Linked DNA regions of Mus musculus: region 2 is linked to region 1. The links are chromatin loops, found by intact Hi-C in ENCODE. Cell type or tissue: left cerebral cortex. All regions are shown on one strand.

The links. Hi-C counts contacts between places; a loop is a spot of excess contacts. Peaks named below come from ENCODE experiments on the same cell type or tissue, not always from the same donor. Only the 100,000 strongest peaks of a DNase experiment are listed, where the experiment ranks them.
Region 2: it touches region 1 in a loop (3-fold over the local background); 6 of 42 quality-filtered maps call a loop at or near these places.

The regions. Positions count from the first base shown.
Region 1 is chr4:107,185,303-107,189,302 of GRCm38, reverse strand. Tmem59 (transmembrane protein 59) reads right to left here. Exons shown (of 8, transcript NM_029565.3): 2 at 3,420-3,525; 3 at 1,590-1,684. Among named protein-coding and RNA genes, the nearest start is that of Tmem59, 8.7 kb to the right of the region's middle. In left cerebral cortex, no CTCF peak of the experiment used is centred here; DNase peaks (open chromatin) are centred at 1,717 and 1,807.
Region 2 is chr4:107,235,172-107,239,171 of GRCm38, reverse strand. Lrrc42 (leucine rich repeat containing 42) reads left to right here. Exons shown (of 8, transcript NM_029985.2): 6 at 1-94; 7 at 3,288-3,372. Among named protein-coding and RNA genes, the nearest start is that of Lrrc42, 16 kb to the left of the region's middle. In left cerebral cortex, no CTCF peak of the experiment used is centred here; no DNase peak of the experiment used is centred here.

The DNA.
Region 1 (4,000 bases):
GCAATTCTAATCTTATGTTCTTATTTTATGACATACTCACAAATGTATAACACTTATAAAAGAAAACTATCAGAAGGAACTTTATGTTCTCTAACAAGAGGCTGCTTTAGTTGGGCGTGACAGCTCAACCCTGTAATTCTAAAATCAGGAGCTTCAAGGCCTTCATCTATATAACAAGTTTGAGGTCAACCTGAACTATGTGAGATCTTGCCCAAAAACAAACAAACAAAAAACCAACCCCCAAAACAGGGGCTTTTGATACCACAATGTATATGTATGGAATATCATATAGTGAAAGAAGATAAGCTTTTTGTGCTTATATTAACCAAAACCATTTGCACATCCTTGCACACATATAAAGTACTCCAGCATGAGTAACCCTGGCTGCACAGTGGAGAAAAAGCCTTGTTCCCATGGGAGCATCTGCACCCGTGTCCAGTGCAAAGGACAGAGACACACCCTCCGAGTTGTAAACACTGTACCTTGAGCTTCATACAGACTATATTGCTTATGCACAATATTGAAAAATTATTGTCTAAAACGAATTAATTAAAAACATTTTATCCGGGCTGGAGAGATGACTCAGCAGTTAAGAGCACTGACTGGTCTTCAAGAGGTCCTGAGTTCAAATCCCAGCAACCACATGGTGGCTCACAACCATCTGTAATGGGATCTGATGCCCTCTTCTGGTGTGTCTGAAGGCAGCGATGGTGTACACACATACATGAAATAAATAAGTAAATCTTAAAAAAACAAAACAAAACAAAACATTTTTTCCTAAAACTTAAGATCCAGCAGGGCATGGTGGTAGACGTCTTTAATCCCAGCACTTGGGAGACAGAAGTAAGTAGATCTCTGTGAATTCAAGGCCAGCCTGGTTTACAAAGCGAATTCTAGGAGAGCCAGAGCTGTTATACAGAAAAACCCTGTCTCAAAAAACCAGAACAAATGAGTGAATAGACATAAAACTTAAAATCCTTTCCCCAGGACAGAGTTTCCGAGGAGGAGGAAGAGGAGATGACGCAGTAGAGGCTCTCGGGAGCTAGGCTCTGGGAAGCGGTTGGTACTCAACCCTGTATGTACCTGTGAACTACTGAACTACTAATGTAGGAAGATGACAAGATTTCCATTTAGAAAGAAAGATAGCCAGACCCAGGATAAAGAAAGAACTAGAAAGGGCTGAGTTGAAAACAGTCTAAAAGTGAACTGAACAATACAGATGACTGACGGCAATGATGATTCGAGGCGGTGGCAAAGGCGCTCAAGAGAGGGACTCCAGTATCACCTTCTCTTAAGCCAATTTAGGGTTTTGGGGGGTTTTTTTGCTTTTTTTTTTTTCACATGTAAAATGGAGGTACCTCACTAGACTCTGACAAAAAACAAGATGAGATTACAGATATAATATTTTATAGAAAAATATTTTCAGAAAGCATTCCGGTAATTTTTCCATCTGCAAACATAATGCTGATGAATGGAAACTAAGTGTAAAATCTAACAGTAAAATAAGACCACGCTTGCAATGACCATGTTGAATAACCCAAGTCGAAGCACATAAGCAGGCAGCCAGGAAAGGCAGGATTGTGTCTTACTTGTTCTTGTCTCAGTTCAGCAAATGGCAACTGATCCTGGCAGCCAAGATGACAAGCATACTGCTCATCAGGTTGGGAATATGCTTCTGTGCACGCTGGAAGAGGAAACGACAAATTCTTAGAAAGAGGGGAGGGGGTGAAGACAAAAGCTGCAAAAGAGAGAGATCTGGCATACTTCTAGGACTGGAAAGACACAGACATACTTCAGTATTTCCTCTCCGTGAGCAGCCAGACTTGGCAAAGGCAGAAGAGACTTTAATAGCATTCTTTCATCTCTCGCCTACAAGTCCAATGTCTCATGAACGAGCGGATTCATCTCAGACCCGGGCTCTGGCTATATGATGACATTCACGTAAGGTATACTCAGCTGGAAAGTTTGTGGAGAAGGGAGAAACAGACTGATGTCCCTATGATGTCACTGCAAGTTGAAACCCATCATCTTGGCTGTAGCCTTCAATCTGGGCTGAGGGACTAAACCTCTGACTGCTGATTTTTCTAAGCCTCCATCCCCCCACCCCCACCCCCGGACCTTATATGAACTAGACAAGTATTCAACCACTGAGCTGTATCTCTAGCTCTGTTTTTATTTTGGGACAAGGTCTCCCCAAGTTGCCCAGATTGGCTGTGAACTCACTCTGTAGTGCAGACAAGCCTTGAACCTTCCTGCCTCAGCCTCCCAAGTAACTAGGAATACAGACTTGTGCCACTTAGCCTAGTTTGATTGCTGCAAGTCTGAAATGGAAAGACTACTACCCAATATAAGAATGAGACAATGTTTGTCAGTTATTTATATAAATATTTGCGATTATTCAGTTGAGAAACAAAGGCATCAATATGGCAAGGGGGAAATAAACTAATTAGTCTATTATGCTAAATTCTAAGAAAATAGAAGCAGAAAATGTTCTGCAATGAGGAATTTTAAAGGCTGAACAGGGCTGGGGCTGTGTAGTAGGCTGGGGCACAGCACTGGCCTGGCATACACTAGGTCCTGGGCTCCATCCTCAGCACTCCTAAGACAAGAAGCAGCTGAAACGGGCTGTCAGACACACTTGAATCCTCCAGTTCACTGCTTCTCACTCAGGTAAGTAACATACTTCTCAGAGGCTCTAGATAAGCTAACATAGCACTATGAATATATAAATATGGCCAGTGAGGAGCCTGAGCCACAAAAATAAGGTCACAATATCACACAATAGTGTGAGAGCCACCTCAGGGAACAGCTGTGTCCTGCCACATGGAGTATACTGTGTGTGTTGGGGAACACAGACAAGATTCCATTACTGTTCTTTACAAAGGTAAATGTCCCCTGTGTCCTGACTGTAGGTGTCTTTTATTAAACACGTCTCTTTCACCAAAAGGTAAGAAGAGTGGTTAAGTGGTGACAAAGCCTCGGGTTATTTTCGCTGGCATGACTGATAAAGAATACTCTAAAACACTTCAGAGTCAAAGGCCTGATTCAGTAAAAACCTTGGAGCTCTGTCAACCAGCCGACTGATGGAGAGGCTCAGGGAAATTATACCATCCATGAAAAGGTAGTGGTGAATTATGAGTTGTATAATTACCTCTGCATTTGTCTAAACAGAATGCTTGGTTAAACAAAGGAATCCTATCCACAGCACAAAATAAACACTGTCTCATCACAGATGGATTAAAGCCAATGCCATTTTTAGCAGCCTCTATTAAAACTCTAATTTTACAGTTACAGTATGGTGGGTGACTAGTTTAAACAGGATGTCTACCTTTTCTAGGAAAAATACATAAAAAGCATAACTCAACTCAAAGAAAGCCCCAAAGTTATGCATGGCTGACGTCATTAGCATAGCCTCTTACCAGATTCACATTCCAGCTTGGTCCGATTTAAATCAAGCCCATCATCCACAAACTGGCAAATTGAAAACAGCCTGCAGCCTCTCTGGCATGCGTATAACTCCTCTTCCTGGGAAGTTCAAGAACAAAGAAGATTACCAAAAAATAAGATGTTTCTTTCAGCTGGAAAAAAAAGTCAAGAAGAAAGCAGAGTTAAGTGTTTGTTTTAAACCATACAATAAGTTTTGTACTAAAAGAGAAAAGTTTTAGTTCCTAATTTGAATTATTTGTTCATAGACGTGGTCTCTCACACACTAGGTTAGTTTCTACCTCCCTGTGCAATCAATGATGACCTTGTACTTTTGTTTTTAAAGAACTTTATTTTTATTTTATGTATTTTGCCTGCAAGTATGTCTGTGCATCACCTACATGCAGTGTCCATGGAGGTCAAAAGAGGGCATCTGCTCCCCTGGAACCAGAATTACAGGTAGCTGTGAACTGCTATGTGGGTGCTGGGATGGAATGTGGGTTCTCTGGAAAAGCAGCTAGTGCTCTTAGTTCCTGAGCTATCTCTCCAGTTCCTGAGTTTGTACTTTTGATCCTCC
Region 2 (4,000 bases), 50 kb before region 1:
CAAGCTCCGGGCAAACATAGGCCTTGTTCACTCCAAAGTGCCTTTGAAGGAATTTGATCATAGTAACTGCAAAACAGAGGGCTGGGCTGACCAGGTATGCCGGGCTTTTCACTACAGTTAATACAGCTTTTCATTTTACTTCTAGGTACCTACATGTCAAATAAACATGAATCCCTTTAATACTTTTTTGCCTCAATTGTACTTCTCACCTCAATCATCAATGGTGATAATCTGTTACTGACCCATCTACTTAAGGAGATAGTAGTATTGGAAGTCAGATCTTAACATGTCCCTGCTTTGAGAGACTGGGCCTCATGCCTAGGATGCCATCTTATTCTGCAAATAATTGAGGAAATAAGTAAATTAATGCTCACTAAGCAAAAAGGAAGAAGAGGAGGAGATCTGATCTGTTGTCTCACAGTGTGCTCTATTCCAGAGAGTTAACTAGTGTCACGCTGTAAAGGTTTCAAGTCTGGCTGTTCTTTTTCTTTTCCCAGAGCCTTTGTGGGGAGTCTCTCTGATCTTTTTCTGTCTTGCCTTTTGCCAGTGAAAGATCTAGCTTTTGAATTTCTCTTGACTTCATAATGCCCTTCCCGGGTGGTAAAGTATAGCCTTGAATAGAAAGTCAAAAGGTACCAGGTAGATAGCAGCTCACCTGTATGGGGCACCTTTCACCTTCAGACACTTAACTGTTGATTCCTGGCAGAAGCATGGAAGACTTTGTCCTGAGTTCTTCCTTGGCTCTGAGCCAGAAGGCATGGATGGTGGAGAATCTATCCACCAGCCTGAACATAGTATCACTTCCCAGTAGATAAGAAGGAAGGCCTGTGTCAAGTGTTTCAGAACCATTTGGAGCTGGCTCCAGATAGGCACGGTTCAGTAATTGCCAATGTGGACCCCAAGTTCCATCCTAGGTGCATCTGTTAGATACATGGCTGTTGCCAAGACCTACAGGTTGGTAGCAGGTGACAGGGTGGAAAGACACAGGTCGTGGAGTCAGAGACTGAGAGTTGAGCCTCATAAACTCAGTAGCTAGCTTGAGGAAACATTGAGTCTTCTTTACAAAAGCTAGGATTTCTCTTTGAGTTTTTGAAGACCAAGTAAAACACCTAAGAGTGTGGCCTTGAAGTAAGTAGGCTGGACCAGTGTAGCTTCCTGCCATCACCTGGGACCTCCAGGGCTTTGAGAAAGTGGTTTCCTAGCCTCCTCCTGATCCTTGCAGGAACTCCAGCCAGACCCATCCCTGAAAAGGGAGGTATCTAACAGGAACCCACTTCCTTTTCTGTCTCCAAACTTCTCTACTTCTCCTGCTGTATTCTACTTCCCTTCTTTTTAAAGAAATCAATGATCTATGCAAGTTTATTTCAATGGTAAGCCCTTGTTTATTTATTCTTTCAGTCTTATTCCTGAAAGCCTTCAGCTTCCTCTATCATATTTATTATCGTTCCCTTGCCTCCTCACCCTCACATTCCCAGTGTCCCCTTCTGGTGATGCTTTCTTTCTCTGTGTAATGTCAGTTATCCTTACTCAAGTGAGTCCCTCACCGCCTGGCATCTGTGTTCTCTGTGTTCTTAGCTCTCGCACTCCTTGCTGCCTTCCTTCCCTTGCAGTCTGGTTTTGGCCTCTACTGTTTTACTTTAAGTGTCTCTGGAAGCTGCCAGGTAGCCTCGTGTTCACCTTCCTTGGCTTTATATGACATTTAATATAAACATGCATGCCTTGGAGATTTTCCTGTCTTAGCTGATTCCTCCTTCCCTTTTATACCTCTATTTCTCAGTGTCAAGAAATGATTACTAATCTATCAGAAGCCATTTATATTCCCAAATATTACCTACAAGTGTCTTCTTAGAACCTCAAAGTCAGTTTGTCCAAACTTGCTTTCTTTTTCTGTATTCACAGTTAGCCCTTCTTCTGTTGCTGTTGCTGGAAGGACAGTGTCTTTATTTTCTACCAAGTCACCAAATTGATTTAGTCCATTTTGGCTTCCCTTAGATCAGTACCCATTGTCCAGTCCCTGGAAATACCATTGAAGGATCCATAACTAATACGTTCTGAGTGCTTTCTGCATAATAGATACTGATAGCCCTCTGTGCAGTCCTTGTAACAGCCCTGTGGAATACACACCATTACTAAGCTCTAGTTAACATGTCAAGAAAGTGAGGCTCAGAAGTTAAGTCACTAGCAATGGGCTTTCTGGCCAGTAAATGTGCTCTTATGGTTTGTAGTTCTGTTTGTCTATATCTTGAGTCTTACTGTGTATCACAGACTGGCCCCAAAATCACAGTTCTGGAACTATGTGTTCTACCATACTAGATCTGTAATACTTGAACTGCTCTGTATCCTGCAAGTATTTTTCATCATTTATAGTTATTATGATCATTGCATTGCATTAGTAAGAAGTATCAAATGTAAAGTTCTTGTTACTCAAAATATGTTGAAATAATTACTGACATTTCATTCCGTCATATATAGTTTATTATGTCCAGTCATATTTCTAAAGAAAGCAGCAGTAGCTAATAAGTAAAATTACATTTGTAACACGTGGCTATAGAAATATGGGCATCCTACACACACAGGAGATAGGAGTTATTACAGATGTATTTCAAGGCATAGGGTCTGGGATATGTGGAAGGTACTGTGACTGTGATTTTAGCTTTTAGTGTTTACAGCTGTGCAGTTCATGCAGCTCACTCCTAGCTTAGAGCAGGATGGAACTGGGCAGGAGTGAGCGCAGCAGGATACCTACAGCATACACATACATAGTTTTTGACAATCTGATTTGATTGTTTTCTTTTGATTTGGTTTGGTTATTTGTTTTTTTTTCAAGACAGGATTTCTCTGTGTAGCCCTGGCTGTCCTGGAACTCAGAAATCCGCCTGCCTCTGACTCCCGAGCGCTGGGATTAAACTGATTTGATTCTTATGAATAAAAGTTATCAGTAGGTATGTGTTTCAGGAAAGGGAGCAAAGACTAGCTAAGAGGAACAGTGTTTGCCTCCCTGGTACAAAAAAAGGAAAACAACAAAAAGATGAGAAAAAAGGGAAGATGCCAAGGAACAATGAGACAAGTTTGAGATTAAAATGAGGTTAGCCGGGTGTGGTGGCGCACGCCTTTAATCCCAGCACTTGGGAGGCAGAGGCAGGCGGATTTCTGAGTTCAGGGCCAGCCTGGTCTACAGAGTGAGTTCCAGGACAGCCAGAGTTACACACAGAAACCCTGTCTCAGAAAAACAAAACAAAAAAAGACAAGGTTTTGTTTGGATTTAAGTTTTTCCAAATTCCTTTCAGATTGTTCTACAGTGGGAGCGAGTGAGCGTGGAAGCCGTGCGGCAGCGGAAAGATGTGGAGCCTCGAAAGGCAGCTCAATACTTCTGTGAGAAATTCTATGTTTTGAAGTTTTTGCTCTCGGGTTTTTACACTCTTAAAATAATCAGCCCATCTTCTCTCTGTAGGAAAGTTAATTGTAGCAGTATTAACTTACTATGATCACTCAGACAAGTCATTCCCTCAGCATAGCTCATGCTGCAAGCACCGCCATCAGGAAGGCTGTTGCTTATTACTTATTTGTATCTGTCTCACTCCAAAGAAGACTTACGGTGGCACAAAAGAAAGCAGAGCACAGACAGTGAGTGTCACCAACAGATGGGAGCAGGACTAGGAATGCTGTTCAGTGACCAAGGGCTCCTTGCATGGGCAAGGCCATATATTCAGTCTCAAACATGAGAGGAAAAAAAAAGACTTGTGAGCCAGGTGCCCTGCAGGATACAGGTGGGTTTAACAGAATGCAGTGTTTATGTACAAGGGAGTGTGATCCAGTCTTAGAAAGCAAGGACATATGGGATAAAAAGATGGTTTTCTCAGTGGTTAAGAGTGCGCATGCTCTTCCAGAGGACCTGAATTCAGTTTACAGCAGCCACATGTGGTGGCTTACACCACCTGAAACTCCAGCTCCAGGGCACCCAATATCTCTGGCCTCCTGGATGCCTCCATTTATTGCACAT